Regions from separate parts of the Mus musculus genome. Here region 2 is linked to region 1. Evidence: chromatin loops called from intact Hi-C (ENCODE). Cell type or tissue: heart. All regions are shown on one strand. Each heading gives the region's core, and the rest is flanking DNA. Links, peaks and the distances in the headings are about the cores only. Region 1 overlaps Cnga2 (cyclic nucleotide gated channel alpha 2). Region 2 holds the start of Gabre (gamma-aminobutyric acid (GABA) A receptor, subunit epsilon).

What was found. Peaks named below come from ENCODE experiments on the same cell type or tissue, not always from the same donor. Only the 100,000 strongest peaks of a DNase experiment are listed, where the experiment ranks them.
Region 2: it touches region 1 in a loop (3.0-fold over the local background); 2 of 42 quality-filtered maps call a loop at or near these places.

What each region holds. Positions count from the first base shown.
Region 1 is chrX:72,008,052-72,024,577 of GRCm38, reverse strand. It overlaps Cnga2 (cyclic nucleotide gated channel alpha 2), which reads right to left. Exons shown (of 7, transcript NM_007724.3): 7 at 14,360-16,462. The coding sequence ends at 15,063. Among named protein-coding and RNA genes, the nearest start is that of Cnga2, 24 kb to the right of the region's middle. In heart, for the core only: a CTCF peak has its summit at 11,603 (motif pointing left); a DNase peak (open chromatin) is centred at 12,157; H3K27me3 peaks cover 575 bases.
Region 2 is chrX:72,266,561-72,283,086 of GRCm38, reverse strand. It overlaps Gabre (gamma-aminobutyric acid (GABA) A receptor, subunit epsilon), which reads left to right and starts at 8,366. Exons shown (of 9, transcript NM_017369.2): 1 at 8,366-8,441; 2 at 11,952-13,402; 3 at 13,791-13,858. The coding sequence starts at 8,386. In heart, for the core only: no CTCF peak of the experiment used is centred there; a DNase peak (open chromatin) is centred at 8,256; H3K4me3 peaks cover 1,465 bases; H3K27ac peaks cover 530 bases.

The DNA.
Region 1 (16,526 bases), core at 8,527-16,526:
TGCAGAAATAAAGCCAATTAGAGCATGGCCTGTCAGCCCTCAGCCATTTGGACCCTCACTGCTTTTCCCACCTTGCCTTTGCGCAAGAAAACTTGTAGTCACAACAGAAAAGAAGGGACAATGCTGAACCTGCAAAATGAACTGTGCTCTCGGGACTCTTTGTAAGCTTATTTCTTCTTTCTCATCATACTCTGTCGCTCCCACCTACCCACTGGCCCACATCATCAAGATCTCATCTGTTGCCTAAATCATTTCCTGTTGTGAATTCAATTTTTTTCATGTGTGTGAATACAATTTGTTTCCTAAACACTATATTCTTATTTTATAAATGTAAGAGGAAACAGACAAATCCACACAATGAGAAATCAAGAGGCCAGTGAGGTGATTCAGAGGTACAAACACCTGCTTCTTACCTAAGGACCTGAGTTCAATCCCTAGAACCATGTGATGGAAAGAGAGAACCAAATTCCAAAAGTTATCTTCCACATGTATAGCATGCCCTCCCCCAACACACACACACACACACACACACACACACACACACACACACACAAAGACACACAGGAAAAATGTTTGGTTCCTCATTTGTTCAACAAGCTTTTGTTCGCATCTAAATTTAACCAAGCACTAAACAGATACAGACAATAGGCAGCTTGATCAAGTAGAATTCAGAGGAATCTCCAGACAATGGTAATCAAGTTTATTCAAGAGGGTAAAGGTGAAAAGGCATGAGCCCTAACTGAGGCCTATAGTGAAGAAGCAGTACTTCTGGGTCACTGATGCTGTGCCCAGAGCTTGTTCCTCTTTTTAAGGAGGGAATCCAACCCAGCAGCAGTTTTGAAGCACATTGCATATCCTAGTGCTCAGAGCTAAAATCGATCTGCAGCGGTGACTCAGAGGCAGACAGCTAGTGCAGTCACAGATCTCTGTCTGCATTCCCAATTTGCCTGCTTAGGTTCTCGCCTTGTTAATGTTATTTACCAAGCCCTATGGTCCTACTGCCTGTCCCCAGCCCTTGCAGGAGCCCTCCAGCCATTGTCCCTGTATGTAAGTCACATCTTGTCACTGCCTCTCTGAATTCAACAGGTCCTGGCAGCCTGTCTGCAGACCTGCCTCCTCACTCTTGCATCCCAGGATCCTGGAATATAGACTAGAGTCTCCAATTCTACTCTTCCAACACTAGACGCTAACCCTACCCCTTCTCAGAGCACATCCAACTGTACCCCTTCCCAGAATAGATCAGAGAGGCGAAAGGTCCACAGCTAAACAAGTCCTCTGTGTTCTAGGACAAGAAATGGAATGATTTGTCACAAACATTATTACAGCATGGCCTTGTGCTGCTAGCATATGTGGCCAGAGATCCCAGCAGTGAGAGGATAGGGGAGGAGGGGACAAGGAGCAAAACTCTACCACGGGAGACACTGGAATAGGGAGATTCAAAGCCAACATTTGGAAAATTTCTTCCTGCTACACCTTGTGCTTGCATCTGTTCTTCCAAATGCATCGATAACTAAGGGTCTTAGTGAAGCCCCCTCAGTGAAATCCAGGTCGTGCAGAAGGGCTCCCAGGATGTGGAGAGCTGCTGGCAAGGGCTTGGAATCGCTGTGGCACGCTCTACTTGTGGCGCTAGAGCGCCCCCAGTATACTCTGTGGCCAGAAACAGAACAGCACAGAGGATAGCTTTCTAGACCTTAGAGCCGCTGGTAAACTGTGTGGTAGTCAGCTAGTTGCAGGACCAAGGTGGTTTTTAGCTCTACTCAAGCAACATTCTCATTCCAAATGGCTTGACCTTTCAAGATCTGTATTTCAGTACCAAACAAATCAGTAGCCTGAGTACTACCAAATGCCAGAGTCTCAAGAGGGCTACACACTAAACAGGGAAACAGAGGCCATGGCATAAGGCAATCAAACTTCTGATTAGTAGCATCTCACTACTGTTCTCATCCAGGCCTGGCCCCAAAGCCCTGGAACCACCCACATTAATCATATGCCTAGACCACAAAAGAGAGCTGGGCCAAGTTCTATGGACTTGATCCTCAACATCCCCAGGATACCTATTCCTCTAGCTGCTGTCTGGTTCCATCATTCCAGAGGAAGTTGGAAGGACTTGTATGTGGCACAAGACCAGGTTATGAAATCAAGTTGGCACTTAAATGACCTAACAACAAATTGCTCAATTTAATTTGCTTACTCAATCCAATAAAGGAGAAACAAGAAAACCCATCTAATTAAAAACATTGATCCACAGAAACTGGCAACTCCAAAGGCCTTGCTGGAAGTTATCACTTCAACAATGTGATACGAGGATACAAAAGAAGACAGATAGATTCTCTTCCTGACTCCAGAAGGGCTGTAAAGGGCACTGAGAAACTCTGAGTCCAAAAGACAAATCAATTTGTTCAGGTCAACCAGGGAAGCAAAAGATAATTCTTGGATCTGTGAAGCCCAAGAAGAATTCAATTCATGCTCTACCCCTCCCACCAGCACCCATGGGCTCCACCACAAACAGGGACACTTGTCCTTTTGCTCCAATATCTTTGCTCAGTTGGCTTACTGGTCTGACACTCAGTCTGGTTTACCAAACTGCATCTTTCAAGACCAGTATAAGGTTCTTAGAAACGATTAATTCTGTCCACAGAACAAAATAGTAGCATTCTTAGACTCTCTTAGAACACTCTCTACCTTGAGCTACTATGAAAGTGCTAAAAAATATGGCTAGATTGTCCTTCCAGGGGCAACTCAGAGAGAAGCAAAATCACTTAGTATCTGGCAGCTCAGTCTCTTTCAGAGGAAAAGTGACCTACAAGTGAACCCATGGACAGCATGGCACACCATTTCTCCTGCTGGGACCAGATGGCATCACAACCCTGCTTATCACAGCTCCTTGTTCTTGTTGAAGAACTCTGCCATTAGCAGAACCCTCCAGAGAATAAGTAAACAACAACACACACCACACACATACCACACACACCACAATACACACACAACAATACACACACATCACAATACACACACAATATAATACATACACAATACAATACACACACACACCATAAAATAGACTATACATATAAAATAGACTATACGAACGCAGTATTAAACTCCCAGCCTTTCAGTTAGTGCCAGCACCCGGGTCAGCTTGGGCACAGAGTTGGCTGACACCCCCAAGGTGCCCTGGAGGATTCTCCATGCAATCTTAGGACCACTGGTGAGTGGAACACAACTTCTGTTCCAATCTAATCTCACAGGACCTGAGACAGAATTAGGGAAGCAGAAAAGCCAGCCTGACCAGGGTCCCAAATCCCTTCCAGTCAGCGCCAGCACCGGGTCACCTGGGCGCAGAGTCAGCAGACACCCCCAAGGTCCCTAGAGGACAGCTTCTGAAGCAGACCCCATTTCGTGCTCCAGACATTCGGGCACCTTCCCTGCCAGAGGAGAGGTGTCTGCCCTGCTCAGGAGGGCTTAGCTGGAGCACCTGGGGTGCCATCTTGGTTCCCGGATCCCTCTGACAGGTGAGAGTGTGGTCTACAGAAGCTAACAGCTTCAGGGACAGGCCCTGTTTCAGGCCTTCATCTTCTGCCAGGAGGCAGGTCCGAACCCAGATATCTGTGCACCTTCCCTGTAAGAGGAGAGGTTGCCAACAGAGAGTGCTCTGACCACTGAAACTCAGAGGAGAGAGCTAGTCTCCCAGGTCTGCTGATAGAGGCTAACAGAATCACGAGAGGAACAAGCTCTAACCAGAGACAACTATAACAACTAACTCCAGAGATTATCAGAGGGCGAAAGGTAAACGTAAGAATATTACTAACAGAAACCAAGACCACTCACCACCACCAGAACCCAGCACTCCCACCTCACCAAGACCTGGGCAACCAAACACACCTGAAAAGCTAGACCCAGATTTAAAAGCATATCTCATGATGATGGTAGAGGACATCAAGAAGGACTTTAATAACTCACTTAAAGAAATACAAGAGAACACTGCTAAAGAGTTAAAAATCCTTAAAGAAAAACAGGAAAACACATCCAAACAGGTGATGGAAATGAACAAAACAATACTAGACCTAAAAAGGGAAGTAGACACAATAAAGAAAACCCAAAGTGAGGCAACACTGGAGATAGAAACCCTAGGAAAGAAATCTGGAAACATAGATGCGAGCATCAGCAACAGAATACAAGAGATGGAAGAGAGAATCTCAGGTGCAGAAGATTACATAGAGAACATCGGCACAACAATCAAAGAAAATGCAAAATGCAAAAAGATTCACACCAAATTCACACATTATCTTTCCAAGAATCGAGCCCTTCAAAGGATAATAACAGAAAAGAAGCAATACAAGGACAGAAATCACGCCCTAGAACAAGCAAGAAAGTAATCCCTCAACAAACCAAAAAGAAGACAGCCACAAGAACAGAATGCCAACTCTAACAACAAAAATAAAAGGAAGAAACAATTACTTTTCCTTAATATCTCTTAATATCAATGGACTCAATTCCCCAATAAAAAGACATAGACTAACAGACTGGCTACACAAACAGGACCCAACATTCTGCTGCTTACAGGAAACCCATCTCAGGGAAAAAGACAGACACTACCTCAGAGTGAAAGGCTGGAAAACAAATTTCCAAGCAAATGGTCTGAAGAAACAAGCTGGAGTAGCCATTCTAATATTGAATAAAATCAACTTACAACCCAAAGTTATCAAAAAAGACAAGGAGGGACATTTCATATACATCAAAGGTAAAATCTTCCAAGAGGAACTCTCAATTCTGAATATCTATGTTCCAAATACAAGGGCAGCCACATTCCTTAAAGAAACTTTAGTAAAGCTCAAAGCACACATTGCAGCTTACACAATAATAGTGGGAGACTTCAACATACCACTTTCATCAATGGGCAGATCATGAAAACAACTAAACAGGGACACAGTGAAACTAACAGAAGTTATGAACAAAAGGATTTAACAAATATCTACAAAACATTTTATCCTAAAACAAAAGGATATACCTTCTTCTCAGCACCTCATGGTACCTTCTTCAAAACTGACCATATAATTGGTCACAAAACAGGCCTCAACAGATACAAAAATATTGAAATTGTCCCATGCAGTCTATCGGATCACCATGGAGTAAGGCTGATCTTCAATAACAATATAAATTATAGAAGGCCAACATTCACGTGAAAACTGAACAACACTCTACTCAATGATACCTTGGTCAAGGAAGGAATAAAGAAAGAAATTAAAGACTTTTTAGAGTTTAGTAAAAATGACGCCACAACATACCCAAACTTATGGAACACAATGAAAACATTTCTAAGAGGAAAACTCATAGCTCTGAGTGCCTCCAAAAAGAAACTAGAGAGAGCACACACTACCAGCTTGACAACACACCTAAAAGCTCTAGAACGAAAGTGAGCAAATTCACCCAAGAGGAGTAGACTGCAGGAAATAATCAAACTCAGGGGTGAAATCAACCAAGTGTAAACAAGAAGAACTACTCAAAGAATCAACCAAAGGAGGAGCTGGTTCTTTGAGAAAATCAACAAGATAGATAAACCCTTAGCCACTATCACTAGAGGACACAGGGTCAGCATGCTAATTAAAAAAAATCAGAAATGAAAAGGGAGACATAACAACAGATCCTGAAGAAATCCAAAACACCATCAGATCCTTCTACAAAAGGCTATACTCAACAAAACTGGAAAACTTGGATGGCATGGATAAATTTCTAGACAGATACCAGGTAACAAAGTTAAATCAGGATCAGGCTAATGATCTAAACAGTCCTATATCCCCTAAAGAAATAGAAGCAGTCATTAATAGTCTCCCAACCAAATAAAGCCCAGGACCAGATGGGTTTAGTGCAGAGTTCTATCAGACCTTCAAAGAAGATCTAATTCCAGTTCTTCACAAACTATTCCACAGAGCCAGGTGTGGTGGCACACGCCTTTAATCCCAGCACTAGGGAGGTAGAGGCAGGCAGATTTCTGAGTTCTAGGCCAGCCTGGTCTACAAAGTGAGTTCCAGGACAGCCAGGGCTACACAGAGAAACCCTGTCTAGAAAAAACAAACAAACAAAGAAACAAAAAAAACACACAAAAAAACAACTATTCCTCAAAATAGAAGCACAAGGTACTCTACCCAATTCATTCTATGAAGCCACAATTACTCTGATACCTAAAACACAGAAAGACCCACGAAAGATAGAGAACTTCAGACCAATTTCCCTTATAAATATCGATGCAAAAATACTCAATAAAAATTCTCGCTAACCGAATCCAAGAACACATCAAAACAATCATCCATCCTGACCAAGTAGGTTTCATTCTAGGGATGCAGGGATGGTTTAATATATGGAAATCCATCAACGTAATCCATTATATAAACAAACACAAAGACAAAAACCACATGATCATCTCCTTAGATACTGAGAAAGCATTTGACAAAATCCAATACCCATTCATGATAAAAGTCTTGGAAAGATCAGGAATTCAAGGCCCATACCTAAACATGATAAAAGCAATCTACAGCAAACCAGTAGCCAACATCAAAGTAAATGGTGAGAAGCTGGTAGCAATCCCACTAAAATCAGGTACTAGACAATGCTGCCCACTTTCTCCCTACCTATTCAACGTTGTACTTGAAGTCCTAGCCAGAGCAATTAGACAACAAAAGGAGATCAAGGGGATACAAATTGGAAAGGAAGAAGTGAAAATATCACTTTTTGCAGATGATATGATAGTATATATATATGTGTGTGTGTGTGTGTGTGTGTGTGTGTGTGACCCTAAAAATTCCACCAGAGAACTCCTAAACCTCATAAACAGCTTCAATGAAGTAGCTAGATATAAAATTAACTCAAACAAGTCAATGGCCTTTCTCTAGAAAAAAGGATAAACAGGCTGAGAAAGAAATTAGGGAAACAACACCCTTCTCAATAGTCACAAATAATATAAAATACCTTGTCGAGACTCTAACTAAGGAAGTGAAAGATCTGTATGATAAGAACTTCAAGTCTCTGAAGAAAGAAATTGAAGAAGATCTCAGAAGATGGAAAGATCTCCCATGCTCATAGATTGGCAGGATCAATATAGTAAAAATGGCTATCTTGCCAAAAGCTATCTACAGATTCAATGCAATCCCCATCAAAATTTCAACTCAATTCTTCAACGAATTAGAAAGAGCAATCGGCAAATTCATCTGGAATAACAAAAAACCTAGGATAGCAAAAACTCTTCTCAAGGATAAAAGAACCTCTGGTGGAATCACCATGCCTGACCTAAAGCTGTACTACAGAGCAATTGTGATAAAAAAATGGCATGGTACTGGTATAGTGACAGACAAGTAGACCAATGGAATAGAATTGAAGACCCAGAAATGAACCCACACACCTATGGTCATTTAATCTTCGAGAAGGGAGCTAAAACCATCCAGTGGAAAAAAAGACAGCATTTTCCACAAATGGTGCTGGCACAACTGGCAGTTACCATGTAGAAGAATGCAAATTGTTCCATTCCTATCTCCTTGTACTAAGGTCAAATCTAAGGGGATCAAGGAACTCCACATAAAACCAGAGACATTGAAACTTATAGAGGAGAAAGTAGGGAAAAGTCTCGAAGATATGGGCACAGGGGAAAAGTTCCTGAATAGAACAGCAATGGCTTGTGCTCCAGAATCAACAAATGGGACCTCATAAAATTGCAAAGCTTCTGTAAGGCAAAAGACACTGTCAATAAGACAAAAAAAGCCACCAACAGATTGGGAAAGGATCTTTACCTATCCTAAATCAGATAGGGGAATAATATCCAATATATATAAAGAACTCAAGAAGGTGGACTCCAGAAAATCAAATAACCCCATTAAAATATGGGGCTCAGAGCTAAACAAAGAATTCTCACCTGAGGAATACTGAATTGAAAGAAGCACCTGAAAAAATGTTCAGCATGCTTAATCATCAGGGAAATGCAAATCAAAACAACCCTGAGATTCCATCTCACACCAGTCAGAATGGCTAAGATCAAAAACTCAGGTGACAGCAGATGCTGGCTAGGATGTGGGGAAAAAGGAACACTTCTCCATTGTTGGTGTGATTGCAAGCTTGTACAACCACTCTGGCAATCAGTCTGGTTTTTCCTCAGAAAATTGGACATAGTACTACCAGAGGATCCCGCAATACCTCTCCTGGGCATATATCCAGAAGATGTTTCAACTGGTAAGAAGGACACATGTTCCGCTATGTTCATAGCAGCCTTATTTATAATAGCCAGAACCTGGAAAGAACACAGATGCCCCTCAACAGAGGAATGAATACAGAAAATGTGGTACATTTACACAATGAAGTACTACTCAGTTATTAAAAAGAATGAATTTATGAAATTCCTAGGCAAATGGTTGGACCTGGAGGGCATCATCCTGAGTGAGGTAACCCAATCACAAAAGAACTCACATGATATGTACTTACTGATAAGTGGATATTAGCCCAGAAACTTAGAATACCCAATATATAAGATACAATTTGTAAAACACATGAAACTGAAGAAGAACGAAGACCAAAGTGTGGACACTTTGCCCCTTCTTAGAATTGGGAACAAAACATCCATGGAAGGAGATACAGAGACAAAGTTTGGAGCTGAGATGAAAGGATGGACCATCTAGAGACTGCCATATCCCGGGATCCATCCCATAATCAGCCTCCAAACGCTGACACCATTGCACACACTAGCAAGATTTTGCTGAAAGGACCCTGATATAGCTGTCTCTTGTGAGACTAGGCTGGGGCCTAGCAAACACAGAAGTGGATTCTCACAGTCAGCTATTGGATAGAACACAGGGCCCCCAATGGAGGAGCTAGAGAAAGTACCCAAGGAGCTAAAGGGATCTGCAACCCTATAGATGGAACAACATTATGAACTAACCAGTACCCCCCGGAGCTCGTGTCTCTAGCTGCATATGTATCAGAAGATGGCCTAGTCGGCCATAAGGGGAAAGAGAGGCCCATTGGTCTTGTAAACTTTATACGCCTAAGTACAAGGGAACGCCAGGGCCAAGAAGTGGGAGTGTTTGTGGTGAGAGTTGGAGAGAGGGCATGGGGGACTTTTGGGATAGCATTGGAAATGTAAATGAAGAAAATACCTAATTAAAAAAGGGGGGGGGAGAAACTCTCAGAAATCTTTCCTTAAAGAAGAAAAGGAAAGAAAGCCAACAATACCCATGAGCACTAGTAAGAGGAATGTACATCTACTTCCAAGAGATAAAAGGAGGATTCAGGGAGAATGTGACTTTAAGAGGTGACAGAAAAGAAAGAGAAGAATATTTCAGGGAAAGATTGGAGGCAAGAAATAGGAAGCTGTAATCATCAGAGAAATGCAAATCAAAATAACCCTGAGATTCCATCTCACACCAGTCAGAATGGCTAAGATCAAAAATTCAGGTTACAGCAGATGCTGGCGAGGATGTGGAGAAAGAGGAACACTCCTCCATTGTTGGTGGGATTGCAAGCTTGTACAACCAGTCTGGAAATCAGTCTGGCATTTACTCAGAAAATTGGACATAGTACTACCGGAGGATCCCGCAATACCTCTCCTGGGCATATATCCAGAAGATGTCCCAACCAGTAAGAAGGACACATGATCTACTATGTTCATAGAAGCCTTATTTATAATAACCAGAACCTGGAAAGAACCCAGATGTCCCTCAACAGAGGAACGGATACAAAAAATGTGGTACATTTACCAATGGAGTACTACTTAGTTATTAAAAGGAATGAATTTATGAAATTCCTAGGCAAATGGATGGACCTGGAGGGCATCATCCTGAGTGAGGTAACCCAATCACAAAAGAACTCAAATGATATGTACTCACTGATAAGTGGATATTAGCCCAGAAACTTAGTATACCTGAGATATAAGATACAATTTGCAAAACACATGAAACTGAAGAAGAACAAAGACCAAAGTGTGGACACTTTGCCCCTTCTTAGAATTGGAAACAATCACCCATGGAAGGAGTTACAGAGACAAAGTTTGGAGCTGAGACAAAAGGATGGACCATCTAGAGACTGCCATATCCAGAGATCCATCCCATAATCAGCCTCCAAACGCTGACACCATTACATACACTAGCAAGATTTTGCTGAAATGACCCTGATATAGCTGTCTCTTGTTAGACTAGGCCAGGCCTAGCAAACACAGAAGTGGATGCTCACAGTCAGCTATTGGATGGATCACAGGGCCCCCAATGGAGGAGCTAGAGAAAGTATCCAAGGAGCTAAAGTGATCTGCAACCCTGTAGGTGCAACACCATTATGAACTAACCAGTACTCCCCCCCCCCCCGGAGCTCTTGACTCTAGCTGCATATGTATCAAAAGATGGCCTAGTCGGCCATCACTGGAAAGAGAGGCCCATTGGACACGCAAATTTTATATGCCCCAGTACAGGGAAACGCCAGTGCCAAAAAGTGGGAATGGGTGGGTAGGGAAGTGGGGGGGGTGGTATGGGGGACTTTTGGGATAGCATTGGAAATGTAATTGAGGAAAATATGTAATTAAAAAATATTTAAAAAAAAGAAATAAGAAGCTGAATTTCTTATAAAACAGTTCTGGGATAGGTAATGGAATGTCCATGAGTTATGTTTGGATAAGTATACCCAGGACTAAGAACAGGCAGGGAAATGAGGCTGAGGGTGTAGGGTCTAACTCAATGGAGAGAGCAAAAGAAGGCACTGCCTTAAGACTACTAGCATTTCCATTTAGAGAACACTAACATTCCAATGGCTGCTATAGATGCTGCAGATGTAGTAGGAAAACAACAAAATACCTATCTTGGGTTGCTGATATGAAGATTGTGCTAAGTACTTAAAAGGAAAGTCAAATAAGGTGGCAATACAGAGTAGCATGGAATCTTTTCAGAGTTGATCTCCAAAGGAGATCTAAAGACAAAAGAGCCAGTCTTGACAAGATCTCTGGGACACACACACACACACACACACACACACACACACACTGAGAGACAGAGTCAGATCAAGTGTGAGGCTATAGAGGAGAAGGACACTTAGTGTATGTGAGAAATCAAAAGGAGACTAGAAGCCTGGGGTGGAAATAAGAAGGTTGTTAAAAGGATTCAGCAGGGTCAGAGATCCTAGCAGGGCCATATCTTTTAGGATGATGGAACTGGAGCCATGAGTTTGAGTTTTATCATCAGAATAATAGAAACCCACTGGGATATTTTAAGTAAAGTGACAGAATATAATTTTCTTATAAATAATGGACTATGAAGGACAAGGTCGGAAGCCACACATCTCTTTAGTCGTGACTGAAGCTATCCAGCAGAGACCTGATATTAGCTTAGGCTAGGACAAGTGGAGTAGAAGTTGTAGAGGTCCTGGAAAAGAGACTTCACCAACAGCCATGTGAAGCCCTAAAGGTGTCACCTAACTGCTGAAGTAGGCCTGGTTGGTGTGTGTTATGGGCCTATGTGTGGTGTGTATGTGTGTCTGTTTGTGTCTCTGTGTGTGTGCTGTAAAGGGGGCATCTGTATGTGTGTGTGCTATAAAGGGGCTGTAAAACACAATAACCCGTCCCATTTTCCTGATGTCAGTTCGCCCTCTGGTGGTTGGGTTCCTTTTCTGTGCCCTGAGGACTTCCTTGTTATTGGACAAAACAGTGGGGAGATCCCTCTACATTGATCTCCCTCCAAAAAAGGATGTGACAAGTGTCCCATCTTTCAGCTTCAAGCTATGAAACAGATCGATTAATGCTGCTGATTAAGTCTGCCTGATCCAGGATGGGAGTGGCAGTCTGTAAGAGAAGCTGTGACCAACAAGGGTCAGACAGAAAGGGAAGAAAAAGTGAGGGACAGCAGGGGCTTTTGTTTTCTATAGGTCACCAATACAAAAGAAAATTGATGGTCATGCACAAGTGGGGCAAATTATCTTCGGTGGATATTTTCAGAAGAAAATAAAACCATTCCAATTTAAACATTTGTAAACTAAGAGCAGAGAACATCATGTTGTACTGAATAAACATAGCACACAATGGAAAATGTATTTCAGCTCTTTCACTACAGCCAGTTACAGAAAGAGGCGGGGGTGGCGGCCAGCAACAAGCAGCAGAGAGTCACGATCTTGCTGAGAGAACAGAGGAAAGGGGGTGGATGGGGCTTGGTCAGAAATAGACACTGTCTGACTAGGCTGACGTCCAAAGGCTCACCGGATGTCTGTGCCATGTCCCAAACAGACTCACAAAAACAAGACACAAACACACACGCGTGCACACGCACACGTGTGCACACACACACACACACACACACACACACACACCTCACACTCAAGATTAAGGGAACATAGATGTTTAATGCACAGAAAAATGTTGTGGAAGATGAAATACAAGGATGTCTGGGAAAAGGGAAGCTGAGCATTAAAGTCTGTGTTTTTAAACCTAGAGAGCCCTGCTTTGTCAAAGCAAGCAAGCAGCTCCAGGGCTTGGCTGAAGGTAAACCAGACTCCATAGAGAAACTACCACTTTCTTGCTGATAGGAAGGTAAGCATTTTCAATATAACCAGCCACCTGTTTCTGGCACTAGTGTTCTTCTAAGCATGCAAGAATAATGTCTTGTGCAGGTTCCAGGGTTTGTAAAAACATTAATTCAGTGCAGCCTTAGCAACAAGCATTATGGCAAGCAGCTGTCCAGGGCTTTAGATACAGGGGCTTCTCTCCCTGTTGGCTGGGCCTCTCTTAAGCTGAAGGGCTTACAGTCTTCTTTCCAGCATAATAGCACAACAGAGAAGCCAAGTACATACAAAGCAGTGACCCATCACCAGTGCTAACTCCCTACTGTTTACCACCTTAAGCCCAAGACTTGAGTCTGTATGATGTTACAGATCCCTCTAGGTGAAACTTCCTCTCGCTAAGGTTTTTTACTGTAAGCCAGGGGATGAGAAAAGAAACTACATTGAATTTAAAAGAAGCACAATTAAAAGAATTTAAAAACCATGCGTTGAAAGATACAGTCAAGGGAGTGAAAAGGCAAGTTGAGAGACAGGAAATATATTTGCAAATGTGGTAAAGATATTTATAATACATAAATAGCACTTGCAATCTGATGACTTGAAAGTGGCCAAAGAATTTGAAAAGATATTTTTCCAAAGAAGACATACAAATGGCCAACAAACATGTGAAAATGCACAGATTTATAACTCATAAGAGAAAGGCAAGTCAAAACCAAAATAAAGAACTGTCTCACACCCAAGAGGAGGGCTCATATCCAAAACCTGAAAGTAAATGTTGGCAAGGATATGGAAAAAATTAAAATTGAACAAAACAGTGTGGCAGTTCCTAAAAATAAAAGAAACCATAGGACCCAACAATTCCACTTCAAGAAATGTGTGTCTCCCAAAGAACTAAAAACAGGATCCCAGGATATTTGCATATCCATGTTTATAGCAGTATTTCAATAGCCAAATCATAGGCAGAAACTGAATACTCCTCAGTTGCTGGCTGAATGAGTAAAGTGTGTCATATCCATACACTGAAATATTGTTTGGCCTTTAAAAAGGAAAGGAAATATAGCATGTGATGCAACATGGAAGCATTTTAATAATACTGTGTGAAGTAAGCTGACACAGAATGAATGCTACAGGATCCCATTTATATGATATTCCTATGGCAGCCACATTTGTAGAAAATCCAGTTCCCATTGTCATGAACTGGGTGGGTGGAATAGGGAGTTATTTAATAGATACTGGGTTTCTCAATATGAGAAAGGTTTGATGATTTTATACAATGTTTCAGATGATAAATTTCACATATGATTTTCCTATGGGAAGTGGATGAGTGAGTAATAGCGTGCCTAAACAGGAAGTGGGTCAGTATTTTTCTATGGATGTGACTGCTTGCAGGTGGAAGCATATGATTTTATGTCACTTGTATTCCTTCTTTCCCATATTCATTCACTTGAACATTCCCTTACTCTCTAGACAAAGAAACACTGAATGCCTCCTCTGTGGAAGACATGTCACCAAAGCTACAGCTAAAACAGTGAAGGAGACTGCCTCGACCTTACCTTTGTAAAGCCCACAGTCTGGAAGGGCAACCAAGTCTATCAAAACTGGACACACAATATAAGAACCAGGAAAGGGGGTACTCTGGGAATTGTGTGAACTTAGGGAATGTGAAGCTATCTAATGGGGGAGTGGGTGTAGGTAAAAGGATTTTCTACAAAGATCTAGATTCAGGCATGAGTCCTAAAAGAGCAGTGAGGCTCAGGTGGGCAGAGAAAGATGCCTAAATACATGCCAGTGGGGAAACTCTTGGGTGAGGGGAAGGAAATGTGAGGAAAGAGAGTTGAGCAATAACCACAAGTAGCTGAAAGGAATTTATTAACTTTTAAGTGCCTCTAATTCACAGTATCTCATGCAGCAGTAGCCTTCACAAACTCTTCAGAACTTGTGTGCATAAGGTGTGATGGCCAAAGCTGCCAGCCACCTCCTTCTCAGAGTGACATTGTCTGACAAGGAAGTATGACCCTGAGCACCAACACTCAAACCCACCTTCCCACTCCCCTCACAGACCTTGCATGCCTTGGGAGGCAGGGTAGGGGGCCCAGTGTCTGCAGCCAATTCTTAAATGTGTACAAGTGCATGGAAACAGGCTGTTCAGAGAACACATTAAAAAGGTATTTGGGGCAGAATGCAGTAGGGAGTGACTCGATATAAAGAAGCTAAAAGGAGTCAGGCAGGCATTGTGGTGCACAGTGTTCTTCAGAGAACACTGTCTAGTTATCTAGTCCCAGAAAAGCCTCAGGAAGGACAATTTAGCTATTCTCTGATTCCTTGTGAGACTTAGGAGGTCACGCTCTTAGAAATTCAACCCACATGATCTCCATTATCCACAAGCTTGGCTGTTAGCTGGACTTGGAAGGGGACTCCAAGATGTAGCCAAAACCTTAAGCCTCAGCAAGGCTTTGGGAGTTCGGAGGGACATGAGCATAATGTGTGTAAATGTAAAGTTCTATACAGCACTTCTAACTCCTGGGGTCAAAGCAAGGCTGGACAGGCACCTATGGCTATTCAGCAACAGCTGGCTCAGGGGTGTTTATCCCATCTGATAGGTAATCATCCTCATGGTTCTGTTTCATCTTGGTCTCCAGCACTGTGATGCGCTGTTTGAGCTTCTGCTGGGCTCCAGTGTACTCAGCCAGCAGGCGGGCAAAACGAGTGTACAAGGTCTCCATGTTTGTCTCCAGCTGCTCCAGCTTCTCCTGAACATCTACCTCCATACTAGCTGCCACTTCATTCTCATCCAGTAGACCTTCCTTCATCAGGATCTCCCTACCCCGTTCTTCCAGGACTTTCTTGGCATCAGGATACTCAGTCACAGCTTCCATAAGATCATCCTTGGACAAGCAGAAGAGATCTGAGTAGCCCAGACTACGGATATTGGCAGTGCGCCGATTGCCCATTTTGCTACCCTTAATGTTAAGGATACTAATCTCACCAAAGCAGCTCCCAGCTGACAGCAAGGCATACTGAGTCACACCATCATCAGCTACCACTGCCAATTTGCCCTCCTTGATGATGTACATTTCCTTGCCAATGTCCCCCTTACGGCAAATATAATCTCCAGGACTAAAGACCTGAGGACGAAGCTTCAGTACCAGTTCCACCAGCAGGCCAGCTTCACAATCCTGGAATATGCGCACTTTCTTCAGAGTGGACAAATGAACATTAATGGCTATCTCTGCCCTAAGCTTTGCAGGCAGGTTCTTTAGGACTTCTCGTTCATCTACTGTCTTCTTATTGGTCCACAAGTAGTCAAACCATTTGATGACCTTGGCTTCCATGTCTTTACTGACCTTTCGGAACTGCATGTAGTGTTTGACAGCATCAATCTTGGCCTGGAACTCTGCTCGTGTGGCATTCATGTTGGAGATCATGGAGCCCACATTTCCCACAATAGTGGCAAAGATGAGGACACCAATCAGGAAGTCAAAGATGACAAATAGGTACTCCTCATCCTTTACAGGGGGTGGTGTCTCTCCAATGGTGGTGAGGGTCAGTGTGGACCAGTAAAGGCAGTAAATGTACTCCCTAGCCAGGTAGCCATATTCAGGGTCAGTAATGTTGGGGTAAACCCAGGTGTCAACCCCAAAGCCAATGGACTTAGAGATAGCATAGTAAATACAAGCATTCCAGTGGATGATGACCAAGATGTAGAGGACCAGGTTGCTGATTCGGAAGATGTTGGGGTAGCTTGTACGTGTCTCAGTGCGGTCAAAGAACTCAAACATACGGGCAAAGTGTAACAGACGATTAAAGCGTACCTCAGGGCTGTGGATACCCACAGCAAAATAAATGAGGTCAGTGGGGATGATAGAAGCCACATCCAATTTGAACTGCAAAGTGTGGATATAGTTGTCTCGCAATTTCTTGGGGTCTTTGACCAGGAGCCCTTGTTCTAGGAAGCCTGATAGAGATATAAGCCAACATGTCACTTTTATCCTCAGTCCTATGTCTCCCAAGATAAATCT
Region 2 (16,526 bases), core at 3,844-11,843, 260 kb before region 1:
GTCCCCTGAACTTCAGGCTCTGGAAAATAGGCAAGCCAGTAAACCATACAGAATATTTGGTGCAAAGTCCTGCAGCTCCGAAGGATGAGTCATCTGCTTTTACCACCACTTGAAATAAACGATAATGGCTTGGCAGCCTCTTGTATATTAATAGCCTTGTCATTTTACCTTTCTCCTGCTCTCTTTATTCCACATTGGAATTATAGATGGCAAAAGTGGTTTCAGAACTGATTGCTCTACCTTTTTTTAACTACCCAGAAAGCCCAACAGGAGTCCAAGATGCCTCCTGCACCCTGGCCAGATCAAGTTGCCCCAGTTATCTCTTGCTATAGTTCTTGGCTAAATTACCATTTTCAACTTCTCTGTAGCATTTAGTACTGGAAACAATCAGAACTCTTTCCTTGTCTGTGCATTGCCTGTTTCCTGTTTTATAACTGTAAACTTCCCACCGAAAAATATTTCTCCAACTTTTATTATATGTCAAAAGAGCACCTATGAGAAAGTGAGGCAGTGCTGGCTCTATTATATAGCAGAGGGAGACACAAAAGAGGAGAAGTATTGTAACAGGGGAAGTGCTTTAAGAAAAGGAGCTCTGGCATGTACAGACCCCTTTCCCTCCAAACCCTGCTACAAAGAGTAGAGGCTCAGTTCCATCTCTGGTTCATATTAAACTTAATTATTAAGTTTAAAGGGTTAAAAAGAAGGGCTGGAGAGATGACTCAGCAGTTAATATCACTAGCTGCTCTTATAAAATATCCAGGTTGGATTGTAAGCATCCACAACTATGCACTTCTGACCTCCACAGGCACCAGGCAGGCAAGTGGTATATAGCTAGCTATACATGCAGGTAAAACCCTTCAGTCACATAAAATTAAATGAATACTTTAAAAGAGAAATAGAATCTTGGATGTCTGATATAAAAAAGCCCTTTCTAGATGTGGTGTGTCTACTTTGCTCATGAGATGGGTCACTTTCTGGGGCTTATGAGTCATGGAGAAAGGTAACCTACCCTTTATATTTACCTGTCAGTTGTTGAATCTGAGGCATGGGTGAGTGTTGAGGCTGTGTTTCTGGAACCCAATGTGACTGTGGCTTTAAGTCTCCATAGTGTTTATTAGGGATGTATTGAAATTTTCTATTCTGTTTGCCACAGACTGTACATTTGAAATTACTTTGAATAAGAGGAGAGAAGATAGGGGTGCAGTTAATCATGTCCCTCGAACAAGCAGGTTCAGCAGCTCTGCGGCCTGCCTTCCACTGGTCTCTGTAGCTCACACACGCACATTGGTCTTGCTTCAGTAACTTTTCTGGCACTTCTATTGGTCCTGAGTCCCTTCATAACTTCTCAAGTTCCCAATAGCTAGCTTACCAGCACCTTGCTGTGTGAAACAAGTGTCTCCACCCTCACACCTCAACTCTGAATACTGCTTCTCTGCCACCTTGTCAGAATGTAGCTTTAGCTCCTCTGTGCATCAACTCTTAGTGCCACTTGAATGGGCATATTTCTTCACTTCCCCCTCTACATGTCCTTCTAAGCTTGAATTTACTTCCATCAGTGTTTTGTTTATTTCCATGTTTCTAAACACACACACACACACACACACACACACACACACACACACGAAGAGAAAGGGGGAAAGAGAGAGTGACTGCACATCTTTAAACATTTTCCTTGCATGGACATACACAGTGTGTGCATGTCATTAGCTCCAGTGGTCAAGTTTTAGTACTAGATACCCCTCTTGTACTGTAGCTTTTGTGTTTTCATCAGCTATTTGAACCAGCATCTGCCCTACTGCTTCATTGCAATAGCTCATACAAACTTCCATAGTGTTCTCCCTGTTGATCAACTCAATGATCACTGTTACCCTTTGTCTAGCTAATACATGGATGAAGCTGTTAATAGACTAAAAATACTTTCTACCACCATTTTCTGTTGACCTTTAGTCTCCATCATAGACATGTTTCTTCTCTGATGTAGGCTGGGCCCAACATCCTGGAGTATTTTAGTGGTTCACATGCTCCAAAATATGCAATCAAGTTTTACACATGTCATTTCCACTTTCTGGGGACATGCCCTTGCTTGCAATATATATATATATATACTGATACTGATCTAGAGATTTATTTCTTGGCCAGACATTTCCTGGATACTGATAACAAATATGCTTGCTTTGCTACTTACCAGTTATTCCTTAACATTGGCAATGATAAGAATGGCAAATGAATTATATAATATAATAATATGTAACATGTATGTGCACACACACACATATACACAAGAAGCTGTATTCTATATTATCTTCTGTTGCTGTAGGGGATCATCTCCTTATACATTCAGGCAGGGTCTTTTAATCAAACCTAGAACTCATTGATAGATCCACTTGATCTTGGAATCTGTGCTCTGAAGACCCCCCTGTTTCCATTCTCCCAGGATGGAATTACACGAGGGCTACCATGCTATGCTTACCTGGCATTTATGTGTGATTCTGATGATCCCAATTCTGTTCCTAATGCTTCCATGATACACATAATCAAAAGTAAATATTTTTAACAATCGAAAAAAAAGAATGGCAAATGATAGGTTTTGTTGCATACTGACTACATATGACACACTACTCAATGCTTCATGAGGCCATGAGAAGTTGAAAGTGTTCTAAATCTCATCTTAATATACATGTAGAGCCCAGAAATGCTGAATTAATTTATTTGTGAATATTTAGTTAGCATCTACTTGGGGGTCTAGAATTCAATCTCTGTCCACACTATCTGCAGCAGATACTTGAGCAATGTCTGATACCATCTCTATTTCCACTGTCAGGCTACATATTCTGAAGCACAAATGTCTTCTGCTTGACCTTTAATTAGCCCCAATCATATAGATTACACTATCTATAGCTCAATACTCTCAACTGTTTCCAGCATCTTGGTCTTATGAAATCCCAAGTGATTAACAACCCACAGGTCTTTTAAGATTTGTGTCAACTGGTATTTTCCCCTTAGTATAAGAGGGAAAGCATGCTGTGCATGCTACAGTTGGATCCAAGCTAAGGCAGGAACATACAGGCTTTAAAACTTTCAGCTCTGATTTCATCCCTAAACCATACACATAGCAAGCAGGACACATAATAGTTTGATGTTTGTCATTAACTCTGATAATTCACAACTGACAAGAGGGTACTTGCTACTATTCTGATCAGTGGTTAGTTTGGTCTAGTTATGAAAACACAGCTGCTATGTGAACATTTTGTTTAGATGTGGCTTGAATAATAAGTTGTATTACAAATAGCCAAGAGAAAAATATGCCTCCACACATGTGCACACACATGTACACATATACACTACAACCTAAGCAATAAATGTAAATTTTTATTTTTAATGGAGCATTAGAAAGTATAATGCAATCTAGGGAACTGTTTTCACAGCAGTAACTAAAAGCTCTTCTTTCATCTCTCATGTCCCTATTTCTGTGGTAGCACCCTGGTCTCCTGGGAAGAGCCTTCTTCCATTTGTCTACACACAGTTTAATGAACTGTTTGTCCTATCTATTAGAGATCCCTATAGCTCTCTCTTGTGATTCTTCCAGCTTTTTCTTTCTTGAAATTCTTCTTGAAGGACAGTTCTGATATATAGTGTCTCCACTGGTTACCCTTCTGAAACATCCTTGTTGCCTACAGGATAGCATGCAGTCTCTTGGCAAGATTCAGTGTTAGCAATAGGTTGGCCAGCCTCCCAATCCACCTTACTTTCCCACAGTTACTCTTCGCACACTTTCCAGCAAACTCCTCCTGTTTCTTTGTCAGTCACTGCACATTTCTGTCTCAAATTCCCTGGGGATGCCCATCTCTGCACTTTGGCAGCTTGGAAGCCCCTCTTCTTGTTGTGATGGGCACAGGCCTATGAGAAAGAGTCTTCCTGGGATTACTGTGGCTCTCCTGAACCTTGGTCTTATATTTCAAATCTCCAGGTTCCTTCTCCTAGCCTAAGCTTTATAATAAAGTCAAAATGGTATATGAGTTCTTTCTGTATATTCTCCTATCACTCAGTATAGGACCTGGTAAAGATTACTACATAGCAAGCATTTGAAGTACAAGGAAACAATAATAACTGAGTAATTTGCACAAGTTCTTGTAGCTATGCTATAGATGTGATTGTGAGAAAGTTGGCAAAATGGCTAAACTCAACCTGTAATAGTCTCTGATTGGGGGACCTAAAGACCAGTCTATTTTGACTATCCAGGATTCAGTCATTCTTATGGTGAATGGGGCCTAGTGGTTACCAGAGCATATTCTAGGTCAAGGAAAACCAGATATACCATTTCAAATGGTCAAAGACTATGAAATATAGGGCTGCATGTTTAGAAATTCTTAGGAAATTTAAGATGGTAACAGCGCAGTACTGTAGAATAGTTTGGGCCAGCAAGAAGCCCTGTGAAATTACATAGGCCACATGCTGACCAACATGGTTCTTCCAAGGATCTATGAATCAGGAGGGGCCTAAAAATATGCTCTGCAGTCATTTCTCCTCTGCTCATCAGAGTCTGAATCAGTGGTTCTCAACCCTCCCAGTGCTGCAACCCTTTAATAAAATTCTTCTTACTCTTCTCAAGGATAAAAGAACCTCTGGTGGAATCACCATCCCTGACCTAAAGCTTTACTACAGAGCAATTGTGATAAAAACTGCATGGTACTGGTATAGTGACAGACAAGTAGACCAATGGAATAGAATTGAAGACCCAGAAATGAACCCACACGCCTATGGCCACTCGATCTTCGACAAGGGAGCTAAAACCATCCAGTGGAAGAAAGACAGCATTTTCAACAAATGGTGCTGGCACAACTGGTTGTTATCATGTAGAAGAATGTGAATCGATCCATACCTATCTCCTTGTACTAAGGTCAAATCTAAGTGGATCAAGGAACTTCACATAAAACCAGAGACACTGAAACTTATAGAGGAGAAAGTGGGGAAAAGCCTCGAAGATATGGGCATAGGCGAAAAATTCCTGAATAGAACAGCAATGGCTTGCGCTGTAAGATCAAGAATTGACAAATGGGACCTCATGAAACTGCAAAGCTTCTGCAAGGCAAAAGATACTGTCAATAAGACAAAAAGACCACCAACAGATTGGGAAAGGATCTTTACCTATCCTAAATCAGATAGGGGACTAATATCCAATATATATAAAGAACTGAAGAGGGTAGACTCCAGAAAATCAAATAACCCCATTAAAAAATGGGGCTCAGAACTAAACAAAGAATTCTCACCTGAGCAATACCGAATGGCTGAGAAGCACCTGAAAAAATGTTCAGCACCCTTAATCATCAGGGAAATGCAAATCAAAACAACCCTGAGATTCCACCTCACACCAGTCAGAATGGCTAAGATCAAAAATTCAGGTGACAGCAGATGCTGGCAAGGATGTGGAGAAAGAGGAACACTCCTCCATTGTTGGTGGGATTGCAAGCTTGTACAACCACTCTGGAAATCAGTCTGGCGGTTCCTCAGAAAATTGGACATAGTACTACCGGAGGATCCAGCAATACCTCTTCTGGGCATATATCCAGAAGATGTCCCAACCGGTATGAAGGACACATGCTCCACTATGTTCATAGCAGTCTTATTTATAATAGCCAGAAGCTGGAAAGAACCCAGATGCCCCTCAACAGAGGAATGGATACAGAAAATGTGGTACATTTACACAATGGAGTACTACTCAGCTATTAAAAAAATGAATTTATGAAATTCCTAGGCAAATGGATGGACCTGGAGGGCATCATCCTGAGTGAGGTAACCCAATCACAAAGGAACTCAAACAATATGTACTCACTGATAAGTAGATATTAGCCCAAAACTTAGGATACCCAAGATATAAGATACAATTTGCCAAATACATGAAACTCTAGAAGAATGAAGACCAAAGTGTGGACACTGTGCCCCTTCTTAGAATTGGGAACAAAACACCCATGGAAGGAGTTACAGAGACAAAGTTTGGAGCCGTGACAAAAGAATGGACCATCTAGAGACTGCCATATCTAGGGATCCACCCCATAATCAGCTTCCAAACGCTGACACCATTGCATACACTAGCAAGATTTTGCTGAAAGGACCCAGATATAGCTGTCTCTTGAGAGACTATGCCGGGGCCTAGCAAACACAGAAGTGGATGCTCACAGTCAGCTATTGAATGGATCACAGGGCTCCCAATGGAGGAGCTAGAGAAAGTATCCAAGGAGCTAAAGGGATCTGCAACCCTATAGATGGAACAACATTATGAACTAACCAGTAACCCGGAGCTCTTGACTCTAGCTACATATGTATCAAAAGATGGCCTAGTCAGACATCACTGGAAAGAGAGGCCCATTGGACACACAAACTTTATATGCCCCAGTACAGGGGAACGCCAGGGCCAAAAAAATGGGAATGGGTGGGTAGGGAAGTGGGAGGGAGGGTATGGGGGACTTTTGGGATAGCATTGGAAATGTAATTGAGGAAAATACATAATAAATTAAAAAAAGGAAAAAAATTCTTCTTGTCGTGGTGACCCCCAACCATAACATTATTTGGTTGCTAATTCAGAACTGTAATGTTTGCTACTGCTATGAATCATAATGTGAATCTCTGTGTTTTCTGATGGTCTTAACCCCTGAAGGAGGTTCTGATCCATAGCTGCTTGGCTCAGTGGTACTCGGCCACACAAAGCTTTATGCAGGCCAGTAAGAAATACTTGTTGCGGGCTGGTGAGATGGCTCAGTGGCTAAGAGCACCCGACTGCTCTTCCGAAGGTCCAAATTTCAAATCCCAGCAACTACATGGTGGCTCACAACCACCCGTAATGAGATCTGATGCCCTCTTCTAGAGTGTCTGAAGACAGCTACAGTGTACTTACATATAATAAATAAATAAATAAATAAATAAATAAATAAATCTTTAAAAAAAAGATATACTTGTTGCCTTCTAACTTTCAGGCATGCAGTTGAGAGGCTGGGAGATGTGTGTGTGTGTGTGTGTGTGTGTGTGTGTGTGTGTGTGTGTGTGTGTGCATGAGAGAGAGAGAGAGAGAGAGAGAGAGAGAGAGAGAGAACCAAGCTTACTTCATTGATAAAGACCTGCTCACTATAAACAAGCTCAAAAAGCAATGCCTGCGAAAGTACACAGAGAGCAGCGCTCTGAACGTGACAAATCAGAGGGATGCAATAGAGAGGGTGCTGCTGCAGAGAGCTTATTAGATTAGTGAGCTCCAACAAAACCTCTCCACAGAGCCTTCAGGCCCACAGTGCTTTCTAGAGCAACAGGTAAAGGAGGCTATTGCTAGTGCTCAATGAGAGCTTGTCGTGCAAATATCTGAAGTCAATTAGAAGGCTCTATGCAAAATAAATAAATAAATAAATAAATAAATAAATAAATAAATAAATGTATTTCCAAGGATGCTGGAGATTCTTGGTATGCTACCCTCCCCCTAACAGGCTTTCTCATTTCTTCTTCTGCTATTCTCTGGAATATTCTCTAAGAAAAAAAATTGCCTGGCCTATTGTGGAGAGACATTTTCGAAAGCCTCTTCTGACACCCAGGCCCCAAGGCTGAACAGGAAAGAATGTTGAGTCAGTGTCCCTGTGGGATTGTCTTCCAGTGAATGCCTTTATCTGATCCTTTGCTAGTGACTGTTCCCTAGTCCCATGGAATTGGCCTGTACAATGGTTCAGACCAGAGGTTACTAGGGAAAACCCTTAAGGATCTCTTGTTTCCTGCACCAAGGGTGGTACTGAGTTTGTCTAGCTTCCTTAGATGTGTTCTGAAGGGCTGGAGGGTGTGGAGTGAGACCAGGAAAAAATCAGTGAGGCTAAGGGAAGATGTGGAGATTGATGGGGCTCAACAGGTTGTAAGGAAGAACACAAGGACCTCAAAGCTCATCAAGGGGTCTGGAAGGGGTCGCAGCAAAGTACCCGCAATGCCCACGCGCATGTCTTCTCCCTGCCAGTGGAGGCTCCCCAGGCCACAACCGCTACAGCGGTTTTTCCCCAAGCCCTGGGCCTCACGCTGCAGGCTCGCCTCCTCCTTACTCCTCCCGCCACCCCCCACCCCCCCCCACCCGCCCTGGCTGTCTGGCAGCGCCGCAGTGCTGGCGGCTGGGGGCCTTGGCGACAGGGCTCCCTCATCTCCACCCCCTGCCCGCCCTCCCTAGCCTCGCTCCTCGCTGCCGCAGCGATCACGTCGTCGGAGATTTCCATCGGGGCTCAGGGGGCGGGGCCAAGGTGCGGAGCGCGACTGGGGCGGGGCGAGTGGGAGGAGTGAAAGTTGGAGCCCAACAAAACCCTCCACCTCGCTCCGAACAGCCAGACCTGCGCTGCGACCTCTACACAGGTGGTCGTGCCAGGCACCGCCGAGATGTTGCCTAAAGTTCTCCTGATGCTTCTCAACATGTTCCTGGCCCTTCAGTGGAGGTGAGTCTCCATCCCGGGACCGGGGAGCCTTCTGTGCCCAGCAGGCTTCCGGGACCCCCAGGGTCCCTTGTGACCAACCAGGCCAGCCTGGTCCCTTGTCCCTTCGACGCATGCTACCCTCCTGTGGGCCCCCCTGTAGGACGGGCGTCCGGGGGCTGAAGACAGGGAGCCCGGGCAAGTCAGGTGGGACCATGTTCGGTCCATTGGCGTCGTGGACTCCGGCTGGCCCTCAAAGCCCTGGAGCGGTCGGCCAGGAAGCAAGAGCACCTGGTTCCCTATAGTAGACTGACGCAGGAAGAGGGGAAAGGGCGCGCAGAAACCGCTGGAGCTAGGCGCTTACAACTCAGGGGGTTGTGCTGGGGACTTTGGGAAGGTGGCTTCTGGGCTGGGGGTGGGGGGAGCTGAAGTGCCTCGAAATGTTTTAGTGTTTCTAATCGATTCACTCTTGCTCACATTTTTTTTTTCTTATTCGGAGCGCCTGCTAGTACCAGGCACGATGCCAGGCAACTCTGACTTTACTTGCTTCCCATCCCGTTGCTCGTTTTCCTTCCAGTCTCAGTCAGGAACCTGAGCCTTAGTTATCTAAGGGCTCCCACCCCACCTACCTCCCCTTCCCCTTCTCACCCCAAAGCACCCTGCTTGGTCTTAGGGACAGACCTGAATCAGAGGCCAGGAATGTTTTTCTTTTCTGAGGTCTGTGGTTTGTGGCCTGGATTTCTAGCCCCCTCCCTTTTTTTCTGATTTCTCTTGAGTAGCCAGCCTCCCTCCCTAAAACCCCTGAGCCCGGGCCTTTGTATAAAGGGTGTCCCTAGGACTTCTTGGCATTTAGGGTGGAAGATGGTTGTTTTGTGCCTGTGTTTTAATTGGAAGCTGTTTCTTGTGGGGTGTGAGCTGTCACAAGTTTTTAAGCTTCCTGATCTGTCGAGGTTTCTAGAAGTCTCCATGGCATTGGGCTTGTGTCTTTTCATTTGTTTGTTTTGAGAAGGGGCAATGTGTCTTCTCAACCCAGGTTACATAGCTTCTCAGGGAGGATGTGGATACCCGGTGGCTTTCTGGTACCCTAAGGTGAGGCTGGCCTCAGAAGGGTCTTGGTAAATGTTTCTAAATGTGTACTAAGAATTTCTTGCTATTCATGTCCATTTAGATGGTATTTTTTTCTGGGACAAAAGATGGCCGAGGATAAAGGAGGGGGCGTGAAGAAGAAGGGAGGGCTATAAGAGGGAAAAACAGCCCATCCGGCCAGAGTGGGGGGGGGGGGCATGAAACTGACGTGCTCACACTGTCAGCATGGCAACCTGTGATGTCAGGAAAGGGGAGGCGGCAGTGGAGTGTGTTGGGCCAAACTTCAATTTGGTTCATGCTCAGCTTCAAATCAGGTGTATGATTTTGAGCATAGCCCTTTCCTCATATGGGCTCATATTGTTTGTCCATCAATAAATTTTAAAGGCCAGCATATTGAGAAAGAAAGCCAGGGTCTTCCTCAAGTTCTTTTGCTTCCCTCTTTAGCTAGATTTGGAAGGTGGTAGTGCAGAGCTTCAGTCTCATCCAGAATTATCACATCTGGAAGACTGTGGGTGTCTGAAAAGCTTCCCTGGAAAATCTAGCCTTGAAAAAGAGCTTGGTGGCTTTTTGATGATGTGTATGTATATCCAGGAGCTTCTTAACCCCAAAGGTCTCAGGGTGTGGCTATTTGTTTGTTTACACTAGCAAAATCAAATCTAAGAATCAAAGCAACCTCCACTCCCCCCAGATCCTTTTCCTTGTAGGCCTAGTAGAGGATCTCTGGTCCCTTGGGGTGTTGGCCTGGGGGATTAGCCTCTAGATGCCTAGGAGATCTGAAAAACCTTAGGAAAGAACACATCATCTAAATATGACATTTGAAGATAGAAATGCTTTTCCCAATCCTAGTCTTTGCTTAGCCCAGTATGGGAATTAGCCATTTCAGAAATGAGAAATGGCAACAGCTTAGCCTATCTATATGGCAATTATACTATTCTAAAAGCTCAGAACACTGCAGAAAAACAAAAACAAAACAACAAGAAAAAACCCCAACAATTTGATGCCCAATTGCCAGTCCCCTGGTCTGCACCACAGGAACCTGCTCACCTTAGGCTGCTGCTCTTATTTTAGGGATTAAGTTGCCTGGTGGCTTTAAAGTACCATTTTAAAAGTGTAATACACAAATATGAAGGTATAGCAATCATAAATGAACAACAGCTCAGTGAATTTTCATAAAGTAAACATGATCAGGTAACCAGGACCGAGATGATAAGGAAATAATTGCCCCACCCCCAAGTGTCACCAAACTTAAAATCCTCCTAGAGGAAACCACTCTCTTGCCTTTCAACATCAAACGTTAATTAGTGCTGAAAGTTTTTTCCAACGCTTTTAATTGTATTTTTTCAAGTATATGTAGCAAACTGAATATCCATATAGCCACCATCAGCCTGAATATTAATAAAGTGTGACTTGTTTTCTCTGCCCCCTACATACCATTCTTTCAACTTAGTTTTTTTAAATAAATGTCAGACATCATATTATTTTGTATATAAATATTATAGTCGTTAAGGGCTTCACCAGTAAAAATAGTTAAGAATTATTTGTTTATGCTCTAGTTCCACGGTATCTCTATGATATGGTTTTCTAATTTTATTGTAAAAATCAGAACCTGACTGTGATTCATATATTATGGGTATGTATGATTATGTTATAATGCCTTTTTACTGAATTAGAACCCATATACAGAAAAGTGCTCAAATAATAAGCATACAACTGATATGTCAGAAAATGACCACAGTGACACCTTTCATCACCGCTGCTCATACCCTAGGGCTGTCAAGGAATTCCATATATTTGCAGATGGATTTCTAAAGTGTGTATTAATTATTATTGTTATTGTTATTATTATTATTAGTAGTAGTAGTAGTAGTATTGCTGTTTTCATTATTGGTCCTGGTACCCAAGATGGTCTCCCATTGGCTAGCCATTTCCTTGTTGAAGGAAGCCACAAAGTGCTGCTCTGTAGTCTGTCTTCCTCTATGTCATAACCTTGATTATATTATAAAACCATCCCAGAATTTTTCAGTCCTATATACTTCCAAGCATTCCTCAGCAGTCCTGGGCTTTGGCCTGACCCTTCCTCTCAGGTGCCGTGGCTCAGGCATATGTGAGGCTAAGGTTAGTAACAGCATCTGATTGGCCAGAGTTCACGAAACCATGCACAGCTACTTGCTTTCACATGAAACAGCCTTTGAAAATTTAGTCATTTGTTATTGACCATCTTAAAATAAAGAATTATGAAAGAATTGCATATAAAGTCTCCAAAGAGCAATAAAATTTAAAAGGAATTATCAAATTTTATCAGTTAGTGCCTCCTCGTTTACTATGACCCCCCCTCACTAATTAAGGCTTGTGGTGTAAATATTTTGTTTTTCTTCTACCCCAAAAGGCATCAACCCTAACCCTTAATGATTGAAGGTTAGAGCTTAATTTTTTGCTTTTATATTCTAGGGTTGGACCTCATGTTAATCTGGAGAATAAACCCCCTGCCCAAGATAAGGTAGTCTTTGGCCCTCAGCCTCAGCCTGTGCCACAGCCTCTAACTCCGCCTGAATCTCCTGCTGGAGATACTGTAGTCTTCGGCCCTCAGCCCCAGCCCCAGGCTGAATCCCCTGGCCATGATGATGTAGTCTTTAGTTCCCAGCCCCAGCCGATGCCTCAGCCTCAGCCGATGCCTGAGCCCCAGCCTCAGCCGGAGCCGGAGCCTGAGCCGCAGCCGCAGCCACAACCACAGCCGTTGGCTGGGCGCCAGCCTCTGCCCCAGCCCCTGCCTTGGCCCATGCCTCAGCCCCAGCCGGAGCCAGAGCCTGAGCCAGAGCCTGAGCCTGAGCCTGAGCCTGAGCCTGAGCCTGAGCCTGAGCCTGAGCCTGAGCCCCAACCAGAACCTCAGCCTCAGCCTCTGGCTGGCCGTCAGCCTCTTCCCCAACCTCTGCCTTGGCCCCTGCCACTGCCTTTGCCCGAGCCCCAACCTGAGCCTCAGCCTGATCCCCAACCCGAACCTCAGCCTGAACCCCAACCTGAGCCCCAACCCGAGCCCCAACCTGAGCCCCAGACCCCAGGCCAGGTCCAGGCTGGGCGCCAACCCCGACCCAGACCTCAGCCTGAGCCCCAGCCCCAGCCTGAGCCTCAGCCTGAGCCACAGCCTGAGCCACAGCCACAGCCTGAGCCTGAGCCCGAGCCCCAGCCGGAGCCTGAGCCCCAGCCTGAGCCTGAGCCTCAGCCGGAGCCCCAGCCGGAGCCCCAGCCAGAACCCAAGCCGGAGCCTGAGCCCCAGCCTGAGCCTGAGCCTCAGCCCGAGCCCCAGCCTGAGCCCCAGCCTGAGCCCCAGCCAGAACCCAAGCCGGAGCCTGAGCCCCAGCCAGAACCCAAGCCGGAGCCTGAGCCCCAGCCTGAGCCTGAGCCTGAGCCTGAGCCTGAGCCTGAGCCTCAGCCCGAGCCCGAGCCCAAGCCGGAGCCCCAGCCGGAGCCTGAGCCTGAGCCTGAGCCTGAGCCGGAGCCGGAGCCGGAGCCTGAGCCGGAGCCTGAGCCTGAGCCGGAGCCGGAGTCGGAGTCGGAGCTGGACCTGGAGCCGGAACCGGAGCCCCATCCCCATCCCCATCCCCATCCCCATCCCCATCCGGAGCCCGAGCCCGAGCCCGAGCCGGAGCCCGAGCCAGAGCCAGAGCCAGAGCCAGAGCCAGAGCCAGAGCCAGAGCCAGAGCCAGAGCCAGAGCCAGAGATGAAATCAGAGCCCCAGTCCCAGCTGGAGCCTCAACCTAGTGGAAAGAAGCTTCCAGCAAAAGAACCAGAACTCACTGTTGATTGCATGACTGAACGCCCAGGTGGGAAACTGACAAGAGCTTCTCGAATCCTTAACACCATCCTGAGCAACTATGACCATAAACTGCGCCCTGGCATTGGAGGTGAGTTAATGGAAGAAGGCCTCGTCTGATAAAGAAAAAGCAGGTTTTCTATGTAGTTGTAGGCAATGAGTATGGGTTATAGATGAAGGTACCACATACAGATAGGAACTGCTGTGGATTCACCAGGTAAGACACAATGGCTCCTCTAGGTTAAGAATGCCATGGACCTTGGTCAACACTTTTCTATTCTATTGCTCTCAGTTTTTCCAATTCTAAAATAAGATGAATGATTTGAAGATATATACCTAGCCCTTGTAGTCCATGAGCTGGGACTTTCTATAGAAGAACAAAGGAAATAGGATTGGCCCTCTTCCCTCCTTCGATGATTCCCTGTTTGATGTCATGCCTTTATGTGACATTTACCCTGTACTATGTCTATGTCTTACAGAGAAGCCTACTGTGGTCACTGTTGAAGTCATTGTCAACAGCCTCGGGCCTATTTCCACCCCAGACATGGTGAGTACAGAATTTTGATGACAGTTTTTTTCTAGATTGGACACCAAGGGTGCCACTTACTCTTGCTTTCTGCTGTTTGTGTTACTAATCCAGCAGGTAGGGTTTTGTTGTTTGGGTGTTCAGGTGGGGGTTTTAATCACAATTGACTTGAGAACATGAATGGAAAAGGTAAGTCTTTTGCTGCCTGAAGAGGACCTTTGGGATTTTGACTCTAATCTTCAGTTTTTCATTCAAATAAAAACAATAAAACAACTGTAAATATCACAATTGAATGTTTGTCTTTTGTCTGATTATTGGATGAAGTTAAATCTATAACTGATATTTCTTGCTGTACACCTATCCCTATAATTTTATCTTAGTCCTTTTGTCTCCTTTCCTTTCCTGTTATCAATATGATCTCCAGTTAACTTCCATCATCTTTCACCTGAAATATGCAAATGTTTTCCTGCCCAGTCCTACTGAGCAAGCTTCCTCGGTAATGTGCCTCTTGTATTTATAGTTCAAACCCACGATCTAGCAAGCTATGACTCTGTTCTTTTTCATCCCATTAAAGTCCACAGACTATAATCACACTATAATATGCACATTCTAAGACAACATTGTACCTCAGAGCTGGACCTTTGTGCAAGTTCAAGATGCCATTGATCTACTTTTTCACTCATTCAGGGTCCAGCTCACATAGCATCTGTTCAAGGCAACTTCTCTGCCTCACATAGTAACTAATTGCTCCTGTCATACACCATGTCCCTCTCTGGGCACTCAATTTTTTCTGGATTACATGTAGTTTATCTTCCCTAGTATATTTCATGGTAATTAATTGTTTTTATGTTAGTCTTGCTCTCTCTGCTATTGAATCTTTAATGCTAAGAGCATAGTATATCGTAGCTAAAAGTGAATTACAAATGATGCTCTGCAAAATTCAGACGTGCAGTATTTGACAATGGAAGGTTGTGGTAACCAGTTCCATAATAATAGTGGGCTTGGTTTAACATCCTTAATGACACCTAATAAGTACCATGTGATCCAGAGCTCAGCAGCTGATGTTGAGATGGGTGGTCCTGATGGGCTCAGAGGTAAGTAACAGTGATGAGAATCAAGCTGTGTACATAAACTGGGTAAAAGCCTAGCTCACAATGTTTTTGTAGGTGTACTCCCTGCTCTTTCTCTTTATTATGCCATTCTAAATTCTAGTAAACTGACTGGTTCCTTCATTAATAAGATGCCCACTTTCACCTACTTAGTCTTGGCTAAATTTCATAGGCTAATAAGTAGGAGAGATCACACACATTGATAAATACAGCAAATGATCCTAAGTTACTTGACTCTGTATGTTGGATGAGTGTTCTATAAAATCAAAAGGCAGTGCAAATTTTCTCAGGCAATTTGTATAGGTCATAACTAGGGGGAACTACTTTTAATCCTCTGTAAGAATCCTTGTGTCAGAAGACCATTAACCCCACTTATAATACATAAATGCACCATCTCTCCTTGTTCAACACCTATTAATCCTGCTAGCACCAGTCTCACCTGAGCTTCTAGGAGTACTTAGACCCAACAAGCCCTAAGTGTTCAATCTAATCATCCAGAAGTCAGTCAATTTGAAATCAGACACAGTGCTAGTTCATTATGGGAACAAGAGAGTGACCTATTTAACCAATAAGTTCGTATTTTTTAACCTTGTAAAGCCTTATAGTATATATAATCTCCTTCAAGGAGTTCAGCTTCTACACAATTCCATATCATTTAATAAAACAAAGGGTGAGCCCCTGTTCTTGTTTAGCCTGCTTTCCTCTAATTCATTTGCTGAGGAGAACATATATGTCTACCACATAGCCACATATCATGGCAATGGCATGGCATGGGTTATCTCTGTTGTTCTTTGTGGCAGCCAAGTCTCCTTTTCTGACATCAACATTTGAAGCAATTGATGGTCTCAGCAAGGTTTCTTGGTAAAAGAGGTAGCAACCTAGTCAGTGGAGTTGGTTAACTGGGTATTTGGTGCCAGTCACTTGGGCAGGTAGAATAGTAGAGAGAAACCTAAAATCATTTCCTGTACATTGTATTCAAATGTTTCTATTCATTCCCTTGCTTAACTCTGAAAATACCCAGTTTGGCCTTAAAAGGAGTGACCAATCTAGATAAAACTTCCTGGTCATAGCATTCCCAGTTGCTAATGCTGGCTCTTACTATGGTAATTATTGAAGGTGGTTCTAATTAAGCCAGTTCTGAAATGCCACATTACTATTTCAGCTAGACTAAAAGAGATCCATCTTTAGTTACCTGTCAAACTTAATCGCAAATCATTAGTTATACGTTGATGTATGAAGAATTTATAATTGGTATCTTCTTAAACAGCAATGAAATGCTTGTTTTGAACATTGTATAGCAGACCTACAGCATGGCTGGAGGAGGGGAAGATTTCTCATCAACCACCATACAGTTCATGTGCTGAGATATGAATGAGACTTTGCCAGCTACTGGGAAGGTGCAAATTCTTTGAAGGCTCTTTGTGAGGGTACATGAGGTAGGACATGACAAAACATGACAGGACAGGGATAGACAGGATCAGGAGCAATGCCATTAATGGCTGGTTTTTCTACTTCGTTGTGGTAAACACTTTGCTCTTTCTTTTCTGGTTACCAGCAGTTTGATGGCTGCTTCTGGCACC